Linked DNA regions of Homo sapiens: region 2 is linked to region 1. Evidence: chromatin loops called from intact Hi-C (ENCODE). Cell type or tissue: dorsolateral prefrontal cortex. All regions are shown on one strand. Links, peaks and the distances in the headings refer to the core of each region. The heading gives the core; the rest is flanking DNA. Region 1 has its middle 16 kb from the start of TRG-CCC5-1. Region 2 has its middle 7.8 kb from the start of TRN-GTT4-1.

The links. A loop is a pair of places that touch in the nucleus more often than their neighbours do. Peaks named below come from ENCODE experiments on the same cell type or tissue, not always from the same donor. Only the 100,000 strongest peaks of a DNase experiment are listed, where the experiment ranks them.
Region 2: it touches region 1 in a loop (1.0-fold over the local background); 1 of 110 quality-filtered maps calls a loop at or near these places.

What each region holds. Positions count from the first base shown.
Region 1 is chr1:16,708,290-16,713,661 of GRCh38, reverse strand. It overlaps the pseudogene ESPNP. Among named protein-coding and RNA genes, the nearest start is that of TRG-CCC5-1, 16 kb to the left of the region's middle. RefSeq lists an enhancer at 4,991-5,372. In dorsolateral prefrontal cortex, for the core only: no CTCF peak of the experiment used is centred there; a DNase peak (open chromatin) is centred at 2,805; H3K4me3 peaks cover 700 bases.
Region 2 is chr1:16,879,208-16,884,579 of GRCh38, reverse strand. No RefSeq gene overlaps it. Among named protein-coding and RNA genes, the nearest start is that of TRN-GTT4-1, 7.8 kb to the left of the region's middle. In dorsolateral prefrontal cortex, for the core only: no CTCF peak of the experiment used is centred there; no DNase peak of the experiment used is centred there.

The sequences.
Region 1 (5,372 bases), core at 163-5,162:
TCCCGGCTCTGTATGCCCAGAGCCTGACTCCAGTAAACATCTGCTGAATGAGTGGGGCATGGAATCCCAGGGACTTGTCCACTCTGCCTACAGCTCATTGCATGTGACCCTAGACAAAACTCCCCTCTGGGCATTTCCGAGCCTATCTGGCAAGTGGATCTAACCTGCTCTACCAGGCTGCGGCCATGAGTGAAGAGACATCCCCTACTCCTGGCCTGGATGTCCCTTCTCATATTTATTCATTCAACAAACAGCAAGTGGGTGCACTCAACTGCCCGGCCTGTCATCACGTCAGCCACACATTCTTCTATCCACGCATGTATGGGTCTGAGGAATAGGAGAACAAGATAATTCAGGAGTGGCAAGTGCTATATAGTGAAATGAGGAGTTTGGTAGGAAGCGATGGGGATGGTTCTTTAAGTTGAGGGGTCAGGGAAGCCAGGCATCTTTGAGGGGAGGAGAGCTGAGAACCTAATGAAAAGAGGGTCGGCCTCGCAGCCCTGCCATGGTGGAACTGGCAGTGATGTGGGGAGGTGTAGAGGCCTCAGGGGGGGTCAAATTTGGCCTAATTACGGGCCAGGAGGAAGACCTGGGAGGCTGGGAGAGTTGCAGGCAACTGTAGGCTTCTGGAACTATTCCATGCTAGCTGATGGGCTGGGGTGTAGAACCTTTCTCAAATCGGGGCTGCATTTCTTCCCTGGGCCAGGCCTACTTGGGAATCTTTTAACATAGGCCGGGAAGTTTGACTGGAGGACACCGAGAGCCGTAGATCCACCAAAGGCTCCGTGAATTTCAATTGAAAGCAGTCACGGGCCACAACCAGACTGATCCTCGGAGGGACAGCCTCTTCCTGGCCTCCCTCTGGGGAGGCGTGACTGGCAGTGGGGCGGGCTGCGGGAATCATTCTGCAGCCCGACTCTGGCTCCATGGGCAGCTCACTCCCTGCGGCGGTGCTGGCAGTCAGCTGGCACCAGTCTCCGCCAGAGATTCCCACAGCCCACACGGGGGACCCATGTTTCTTTTGTGTAATCAGAGGTGACTTGATGAATAGTTACAGTTCATCCATAGCATCTTTGTTCCCAGGAGAAAGAAAACAAATCATGATTTATACGATCATCGCCAGGGCGCCTCTGACCTACAAAGAGGGTTTGGGTCAAAGCCGGGGCAAAGGGCAAGGGCTTGGTCTGGGAGCACTTTTCTGCAGCTGTCACTGTGGTCAGGGCTAGAGCTGGCAAGGGTCTGGGAGTCAGAGGTCTCCCCCAAGACCCATCCTCTCCCCTCTAGGTAGTGTTCCCCACAGCAGAAATGATGCCCAGCCTGGCCCGTACTTGGCAGGACCCGGACAGGCCAGGCCAGCCATAGACCCCCCTGGTGGCTGGTCCTCCCAGGCACAGGGAAGGATCCTAAAGTTCAGCAATGGCTGTGCGCCAGGCACCAGGCCTGTGCTCAGGGCTCTGCAGGCACTTCTCAGGCACTCTGCACGAGGTCAGGATGACAACTGTTGCCCCCATTTCATGGATGGGTTTGGGAACACAAAGAGACAAGAAGCAAGACTGTGGCACAGCTCAAAGGCACGGGACTCGAGCCAGGTCCTCCTGCGGGGCTGTGCCCCAGCAGCTGTCAAAGAGTGTTCCTGAGTTCCCAGCAGTGAGGTCTGTGGGGAAGGGCAGTGGTCTGTGCAGTGGGAGGGAGGGAGGGAGGCAGAGGGACAGACCGACCAAGAGCAGAAGGGGTGTAGACGTGGCACATTTGGAGTCAGAAGCAGGCTCTGCATCAGACACAGCCTCAAATCGGGGCTCTGCCTCTTTCTCACAGAGTGATCTTAGCTCTCTGTGCCTCAGTTTCCTCATCTGTACCAGAAGAACAATGCTAACACCTGTCCTGTGGGGTTGTTACAAAGACCAGCTGAGAGAACGTGTGTGTTGTACTCATCACAGTGCTTGAGACAGAGTAATCATTCAGTAAATGGTGGCTGCTATCACTATTATTATTATTTACTATTATTACTTTTATTAATTCCTCTCTCTAGTGATGGGAATTTTGTTTATTTTCTCATTTATTTATTTATTTTAGAGATAGGCTCTTGCTCTGACACCCAGGCTGGAGTGCAGCGGTATGATCATAGTTCCCTGCAGCCTCAACTTCTTGGACTCAAGTGATCCTCCCTCCTCAGCCTCCTGAGTGGCTGGGACTACAGGTGTGCACCAACACACCTGGCTCATTTTTGTATTGTTTGTAGAGACGGAGGTCTCTCTATGTTGCCCAGGCTGGTCTCGAACTCCTAGGCTCAGGCAGTCCTCCTGCTTTGGCCTCCCGAGGTGCTTGGATTCCAGGTGTGTGATGGGAATTTCATTTTGGTCCTTATGCTCATCCATATCTTTGTAATACTCCCCAGTGACTGTGAGAGTGCCCATTGTTCTTCTTGTCCTCAGGCCAAGGTGGAAGGGGATGTTGAGCCAGGACCCCTTCCCACCCAGCCCAACAGCATATCTGCCTCATGTTCTGGGGTATTCCAAGCTGGAGGCTCTGACTCCATAATGGGGCGCATGAGTGCAGATGGTGGAATACTAATGAGAATGGTGATGAGCTCCAGCACTTACTGAGGGCTCATTCCGTGCCAGGAACTTGGGCTGGGAGTGCCAGCCAGCGGCCCTGCAGGAGGCCGTGGGTACCACTTCCCCCTGCTGCTCAGATCCTGCTTGATGCCAGCTTCTCAGACCTTCTCTGGCTGGCTGGGCACCCCTGGGTCATGGATCTCTGCCAAGTAGGGAGTGCTGAGAGAGCAGAGCTCACTGCAGGTCTGGCCCCCCACCCGCTGTGTACACCGCCGTGGGCCTCTGCAGAAAGAACCCAGTGGGCCCCCACCAGCCCCTGATCCCAAAGACCCCGGCACTCACTGTGCCTTGGTTACGGGGTGAATAATTTAGGCCGCTGAGCGTCGGTCATGAAATATTCAACAGCCTGTTCTGATGCAGCAGTATGTGAGTGTGTGTGGGGGTGACGCTGGCGCTGGGGTGTGGAGGCTGGCAGCCACGAGCCAGCATGTTTCTGAAGATAGATACGTAGCTGGGTCTTCTGTCTCCCTCATCTGTGTTGACGGGACCCCCTCTGGATCACCAGGCATGGTGCCTGCTCCCCGCACCATCATGAAGTGCCCGGCTCAGCATCAGCCCCAGCAAATGGCAGCCCTGTGTCTAGGGAGTGGGGAGGGAGGAGAAATCAGTGAGTGGGGGTCCATGGGGGCTGCAGAGTCAGGGGTCTCAGTCAGAGTCAGCCTTGGGGTCTCAGGAGTCAGGGAAGTGGACAGAGAACCAGGGCTTTAGGGACAGGGAGATGCCAGCTGGGAGGGGCTCAGGATGTGTGTGAGAGGGAGGGAGAGGGCACACGTGACAGGGGTCAGAAGAGGGGCTGAGTCGTGTTGGGAACAAGAGGGTGGGTGGGCAAAGGGGGGTAGCCTGGTGCACGTTGATGGGCAGGCAACAAGTGGATGGGCAGTTGGATGGGTGAACGAGGGATGAATGCAGGGTGGAGCATGTGGTTGATCTACGGGGTGAAAGACTGGGGGAGGTAGATGGGCAGGATGTCAAGTCCTGTGAGGAATTGGCCTCCTAGGCACAAAAGGTGAACTGGAACCCAATAGGTCGTGGCCCCCAACCTGGAACTTCTCCTGGGTCTGGGGGTAGGTTGTGGCTCCACCTAGTGTCCTTTGGTGGCAACTGCACCCTGGGCTGTTCACACCCAACAGCCCAGCAGCCAGGACAGCCCTGCTGTTCCCTAGGTAGGCCCCCTCTGGGCTGGCAGAGCAAGGATAAGGGACAGTGACAGCCGAAAACTAGGCCCTAGGAGGAGCCCCTGAGACACATTCCATCTCTTCACTCCCTGCATGCCCATATTGCCAGCCAGGCCCTGCATGCACAGACAGATGGGTGTTCAAGTGCCACTTACCAACTGTGTGACCGAGGAGAGAGCTGAGTCTGTGCCTCTGTTGTGGGACTATGGGTGATGGCACAGAGTCCCAGCCCCACCTGTGAGCCTCCCCAGCTGTAGCTGCACCATTGACTGAATTCTGATTCTGGCAGGTCCCCTGCTAGGTGCCTTACCGGTGTAATCTCAGTTGATGGTCACAGTAATAGTTGATGGCCGGGCGCAGTGGCTCACACCTGTAATCCCAGCACTTTGGGAGGCCGAGACAGGCGGATCACTTGAGCTCAGGAGTTTGAGACCAGCCTGGCCAAGATGGCAAAACTGGGTTTCTGCTAAAAATACGAAAATTAGCCAGGCGTGGTGGCACATGCCTGTAGTCCCAGCTGTTTGGGAGGCTCAGGCAGGAGAATGGCTTGAACCCAGGAGGCAGAGGGTGCAGTGAGCTGAGATTGCGCCATTGCATTCCAGCCTGGATGACAGAGAAAGACTCCGTCTCAAAAATAAAAATAAAAAAAGAAGAACCTGCTTGCCAGTGCCGTAGCCCAGAGCTAGCACAGCAGAAGCATTCAGTACATAGTGGACATCCCGAGGGCTGCCAGATTAACAAAAACAGCAACAACAAAACCCGGGATGTTTGACTAGCTTTGAATCTCAGATAAAAAAGTTGTATTTTAGTATAAGTATGTCCCATGCAATATTTGGGATATAGAATACTAAAGCATTATCCGTTCATCCGAAATTCCGGTTGAACTGTGTGAACTGCATTTTGTCTGGCAACCCTTACCACCCTGCCCGCTGGGAACTCAGTCTTCTGGGGGAGGCAAAGGTCAAAATCAGTTATGGTCAACCAAGCATGACAGGTCATGCTCATAGTGGCCCTGGGCAGTGTGGGGCGGAGGCCAGCAAGGGGGAAATAAATCAGGGTGGCCCTCATGGAGGAGGGATGGGTACTGAGTCTTCAAGAGGGAGGAGGATGGAAGGACATTCCAGATGGAGGGGGCACACGATGAAAGGGATAGAGGTCAGACACAGCAGTTGTGGGGACTCATGGTGACAGTGGGCGAGAGGGGAGGAAAGGCCAGCTCACCACATCTTTGTAGACCTCGGTTAAAAAGTGGGACTGAGGCTGGGCGCGGTGGCTCTGTAATCCCAGCACTTTGGGAGGCCGAGGCGGGCGGATCACAAGGTCAGAAGTTCGAGACCAGCCTGGTCAACATGGTGAAACCCCGTCTCTACTAAAAATACAAAAGATTAGCGGGGCGTGGTGGCGCATGCCTGTAATCCCAGCTACTCAGGAGGCTGAAGCAGAAGAATCGCTTGAACCCGGGAGGCAGAGATTGCAGTGAGCCAAGATCCAGCCACTGCACTCCAGCCTGGGCGACAGAGCTAGACTTCTTCTCAAAAAAAAAAAAAAAAAAAAAAAAGTGGGACTGAGGGCAGGGCAGTGC
Region 2 (5,372 bases), core at 120-5,119, 170 kb before region 1:
TCACCCAGGCTGGAGTGCAGTGGCGAGATCTTGGCTTACTGCAACCTCCGCCTCCCAGGTTCAAGTGATTCTCCCACCTTGGTCTCTCAAGTCGCTGGGATTACAGTCACCCACCACCACGCCTGGCTAATTTTTGTATTTTTAATAGAGACAGGGTTTTGTCATGTTGGCCAGGCTGGTCTTGAGCTCCTGACCTCAAGTGATCTGCCTGCCTCAGCCACCCAAAGTGTTGGGATTATAGATATGAGCCACCCCTCCTGGTTGTTGGCAGCTTTTGATTTCCTGTCCTTCCAGCTTCCAAAGTTTCTGATGAGAAATCTGTTGATAATCTTATTAAAGATTTCTTGCATGTGACCAGTTGCTTTTCTCTTACCAATTTAAAGATTCTCTTTGACTTTTGAAAGTTTGATTATAATGCGTTTTGGTGTAGGTCTCTTTAGGTTTATCTTACTTGGAGTTTGTTAGGCTACTGTGTTTGTATTCATGTCTTTCATCAAATTTGGGAAGTTTTCAGCCATGATTTCTTCAAATATTCTCTATTGCCCTTCTCTCCCTCTTCTTTAGAAATTCCACAATGCAAGGCTGGGAGCAGTAGCTCATGCCTGTAATCCCAGCATTTTGGGAGGCCGAGGCGGGAGGATCACCTGAGGTCAGGAGTTTGAGACCAGCGTGACCAACATGGAGAAATGCCGTCTCTACTAAAAATACAAAATTAGCCAGGCATGGTGGTGCATGCCTGCAATCTCAGCCTCTTGGGAGGCTGAGGTGGGAGAATTGCTTGAAACCAGGAGGCAGAGGTTGCGGTGAGCTGAGATAGCGCCATTGCATTCCAGTCTGGGCAGCAAAAATGAAACTCCTTCCCCCCTCCCACCCCCCAAAACAACAACAACAAAAAAGAACTTCCACAATGTACATGGTGGTCCACTTGATGGTCACTTAGGCTCTGTTCACTTTTCTTCAATCTTTTTTTATTTCTGTTCCTCAAACTGGATGATTTCCATTGCCTTATCTTCAGGTTCACTGATTGTTTCTTCTGCCTGCTCAGCTTTCTTCAAATTTGACTTTGAATCCATCTAGTTAATTTTTTACCAAAGCAGCAACTATTTCGGAAAAGCCTCCTTCATATTGCAGCCATTGGACATGATAATACATGGGATATGCTGCCATTTGTTGAGAATCATGTGAAAATTAAGCTTCTGCCCCATCACACTAAAGTTCCAGCCCTGAGTCCCCACGGTTTTCTCCCTAGGCTAAGATAGAAAGGAAGAACATGAAATGTGCAGAAAGCATTCTCTTAAGCAAACATGTATAACTTGCCTAAATTGTAATTATTTCCCGGAACAGGATGCACCTCTAACCTCTACAGGCAGATCATAGATTCCATTGTCCAGCTGTATAATGAATTCTTCTTCTCAGAGAAGAATACCAGACACTCTCCCTGGCTTGCCTGAATCAAATTTCCAGAAGTAATCGGTGAAAGGCCACAATATGAAGTCTCTCTCAGATGAGTTCCTTCTCTTGTCACATCCCACAGTAGAAACAAAAGAGGACGGGGAGGCCAGAGCTGCTCAAAGCCTTATAACCCACAATTCTCATAGTTATTCTCAACTTAGAGAGGGCTGCTTTCTAGATGCTCCCCCTCCAGGCCTGCAGACTGCCAGGCTCCAGGAATAAGTAGCTCTGAGAAGTCTACTATTTAGCTGCGAGCCACACTCCCCTATTGCAAATTGGAGAAAGGAAGGACAAACTTAAAAGGTGAAAAGATTTAAGAGAACAACATGGTGAAACCCCATCTCTACTAAAAATACAAAAATTAGCCGGGCGTGATGGCATGCGCCTATAGGCCCAGCTACTCGGGAGGCCGAGGCAGGAGAGTCATTTGAACCCAGGAGGCGGAGGTTGCAGTGAGCCAAGATTGTGCCACTGCACACTAGCCTGGGTGACAGAGCAAGACTCCATCTCCAAAAAAAGAAAAAAGAAAGAAAGAAAGAAAGAAAGATTTAAGAGAACAATTATTTTAACTGAATACATTTTGTCAAGATTAAATCAACTTTCCCCTAGAGTACTGAAAGAATAAGCAATCATAATTTAGATTCTAAGTTACTGGTCTTTGAGAAAGTGTGAAAACCAAAAAGGTGCCACAAGCCAAAAAAGGAGCAAAAGTCCTAATTTTCAAACTGATGAAAATAAAGTACTAAAAAATGGAAATCATCATAGTTCATCTTGATCCTTGGCAAAATACAAATGTATCGATTCAAATTATAATATCTTAGCTACCCTATTGTGCGTAGCTCTTACCAATGAGGAGAAAAACCAAACCCAAACAAAAGTGTGTTCAAGTTGGCAAAAATGTTTACAAGCCTGCAAAATCTCTTCAGCCTATCCCTTAAACTCCAGACTTGGTATTTATTAAGTTCTGCTCTGTACAATACCCACCTTAATATCCATTCTTGCACAAGTTCTGTTAGGTATAAGCCAAGATGACATGAGATTTTTTTTTTTTTTTTTTTTTTTTTTTTTACCCTCTCATGCCTATGTTTGCTTTTGCTTCCAAAGACCCTTCTGAGTAAGGACTATCCTCAGACTACTGGAGTCATTTAGTCACAAGCTTGCCTGAGGCTCAGAGCTGGCAATACCTGGGAGTTTACGTCAATCCCACAGCACCCAGCAACCCTGCCTGCAAAATATTTACCATGATTGACAGGTGCAGGTGTATGAAAGCCCAGCTCCTTGACTTGAGGGGCACCTTTGTGGTGAATTAGGTTTGGGAAAAGGGAATCCAGAGGCCAACTTTGTAAAAATGCAGATAGATAAATAGAAAGAAATCTTTGCCTTGGAAGTCCAGTTGAGAAAGAGAGTGATTTACTTGAGACTCTGAAAACAGAGACTAAAATCTTTACTTTCTCATGGGAAAGAAGCCTATGGTGAAAGAGAAACAAAGAGAAAGGTAGGAAATAGGGTGGGTCTACTCCGTAGCTTTAAACCACTCTGTCATATTATAAAGCCTGGTGAGGTTTTAACTAACACAAGTGCCTGGACTCTACACATAGAGATTCTGATTTAAATGCTTCCAGGTGGGTGGAAGCCACTAGTAGTCTTAAAAAGCTCCCAAGTAATTTTACCATGTGGCTAGAGATGAAAAGGACAATCTGTCTACTAGAATCTCAAGTAACCAGTATTGAAGTGCCCCAAATGTGCAGCTACCTCATAGAAAAGGCTTAACAGCACCCATTGATGGAATTTGCCTTCCTCTCTCCGTGGTCTTGTCTGCATAGCGTGGAAATAGAGAAGAGATAAAGAGGTAGATGGAGAGATTGGACCTGTAATTTGCCTATGTAGAGTAGTTTCTCAAACTTTTCTGACCACAAGACGCAGTGAGAAATATACAATTCTTTGTGATCAGTTTTTTTTTTTCTTTTTTTGAGATGGAGTCTTGCTCTGTTGCCCAGGTTGGAGTGCATTGGCGTGACCTTGGCTTACTGCAAGCTCCGCCCTCCCGGGTTTACACCATTCTCCTGCCTTAGCGTCCTGAGTAGCTGGGACTACAGGCACCCACCACCATGCCCAGCTAATTTTTTTTTTTTTTATTTTTAGTAGAGACGGGGTTTCACCGTGTTAGCCAGGATGGTCTCAATCTCCTGACCGCGTGATCCACCTGCCTCAGCCTCCCAAAGTGCTGGGATTACAGGCATGAGCCACCGCGCCTGTCCTGTGATCAGTTTTTAAAAAATCTTTTACTATGTGTAATCCACCCTACCTAGAATTTAAATAAAGCCTGTAGTAATAAGCAGTCCACTATATTGATTTCACAACCCCTAAGTGGTTCAGAATTGCAATTAGAAAATTTTTACTTTTGGCCGGGTGTGGTGGCTGGAGCCTGTAATCCCAGCACTTTGGGAGGATCACTTGAGGTTGGGAGTTTGAGACCAGCCTGACCAACATGGAGGAACCCTGTCTCTACTAAAAAAAAAAAAAAAAAAAAAAAAAATTAGCTGGGCGTGGTGGTGCATGCCTGTAATCACACCTACTTGGGAGGCTGAGGCAGGAGAATTGCTTGAACCCCAGGGGGTGGAGGTTGTGGTGAGCTGAGGTTGCACCATTGCACTCCAGCCTGGGAAACAAGAGTGAAACTGTCTAAACAAAAAAAAAAAAAAAAAAGAAAAGAAAAGAAATAAATTTTTACTTTTGCTCAGCCTTTTTATCAAGCAAAATCCCAAAAGAACATTTACTATAAACATCTTTCTGTGAATCCTTATTTCTGTCCCAGCCACCATGACCCAATAATCTCTAGAGCCTGTTAGTGTTCTCCAGATTGAAGCCTTCCCTCTAACTGCTCCTAAACTCTGTGATGTAGTGGAAAAGGTTTGAGGACTTGATTCCCATCCCAGATTTTTCACCTACAGATCATACGGCCTTAACCTCTTGACACCATTGTCTCCTTATGGCCAAAGATGGAACTGTACTTGGGTGGTATCTGAGCACCCTGTTGGCTTTGACATTCTAGGGCTCTTCCCTTGTCACCACTCTCTTATTTAAAAGGAATAGGATGTGGACTTAGGAGGGTTATTTCTCTGCAAACTATCCTCTCTTTCTTACGACAAGCTATTCCTGAATGTGCATATTTGAGGCTAAGCAAATCCCTTCCTGGGAGGTTGAAAGACCCTTATTTCTCTCCAGAGGAGTATTATGGAGAGTCAATTGATGCTGAGGAGGTGGTAGAGACCTAGCGAACTCAACTGCAGTGGCTTTGAGCAAGGCTCTTAGAATCATAAGGTGGGTGGGGTCCTGTGTCCTACACCACACGCCAGCTGGTTCACTTCAGGAGACTTTTTTTTAATCTATTATTACTATCTTCTTCTAGACTGTAGTTCACTACTGGAGATTATCCACTTAGTTGCACTCAGTTTGCACCTGGCCTGTATCACCAGTCAGCTCTCACTCCAGCCTCAGGTATCAGCAAGACCTCACCAAAGATTATTGTTTAATTGTATGTGTGTGTGTTTTTGTTTGTTTCGGGTAACAACTAATGTTGGAACTATGAAAAACTCTTCTCTACTTTTAACAAAGCTTAGTCACAAACAGTTCCCCAGTTGATGAGAAAAACTAAAACAACAGAACAATTGAAAGTCTGAATCTGCAAGTTCATCTCTGAGAACCGAATTTTACAGCCACTCCAGATTTGTACTCCAAATGGATAGTTTGACTGTAGAAATCACATCCCTTCAGTCTGCCAATGTGATAACTGCCCAAGAGAGAGTGATGCCTACATTCATAGATAATCCCCTTTCCCCCATCCTATATATAACTGGAGTCAACAGCAGCTGGAGGAAAATGGCAAGAACTTGGAATCAAGATTAGCTTAGAATAACACT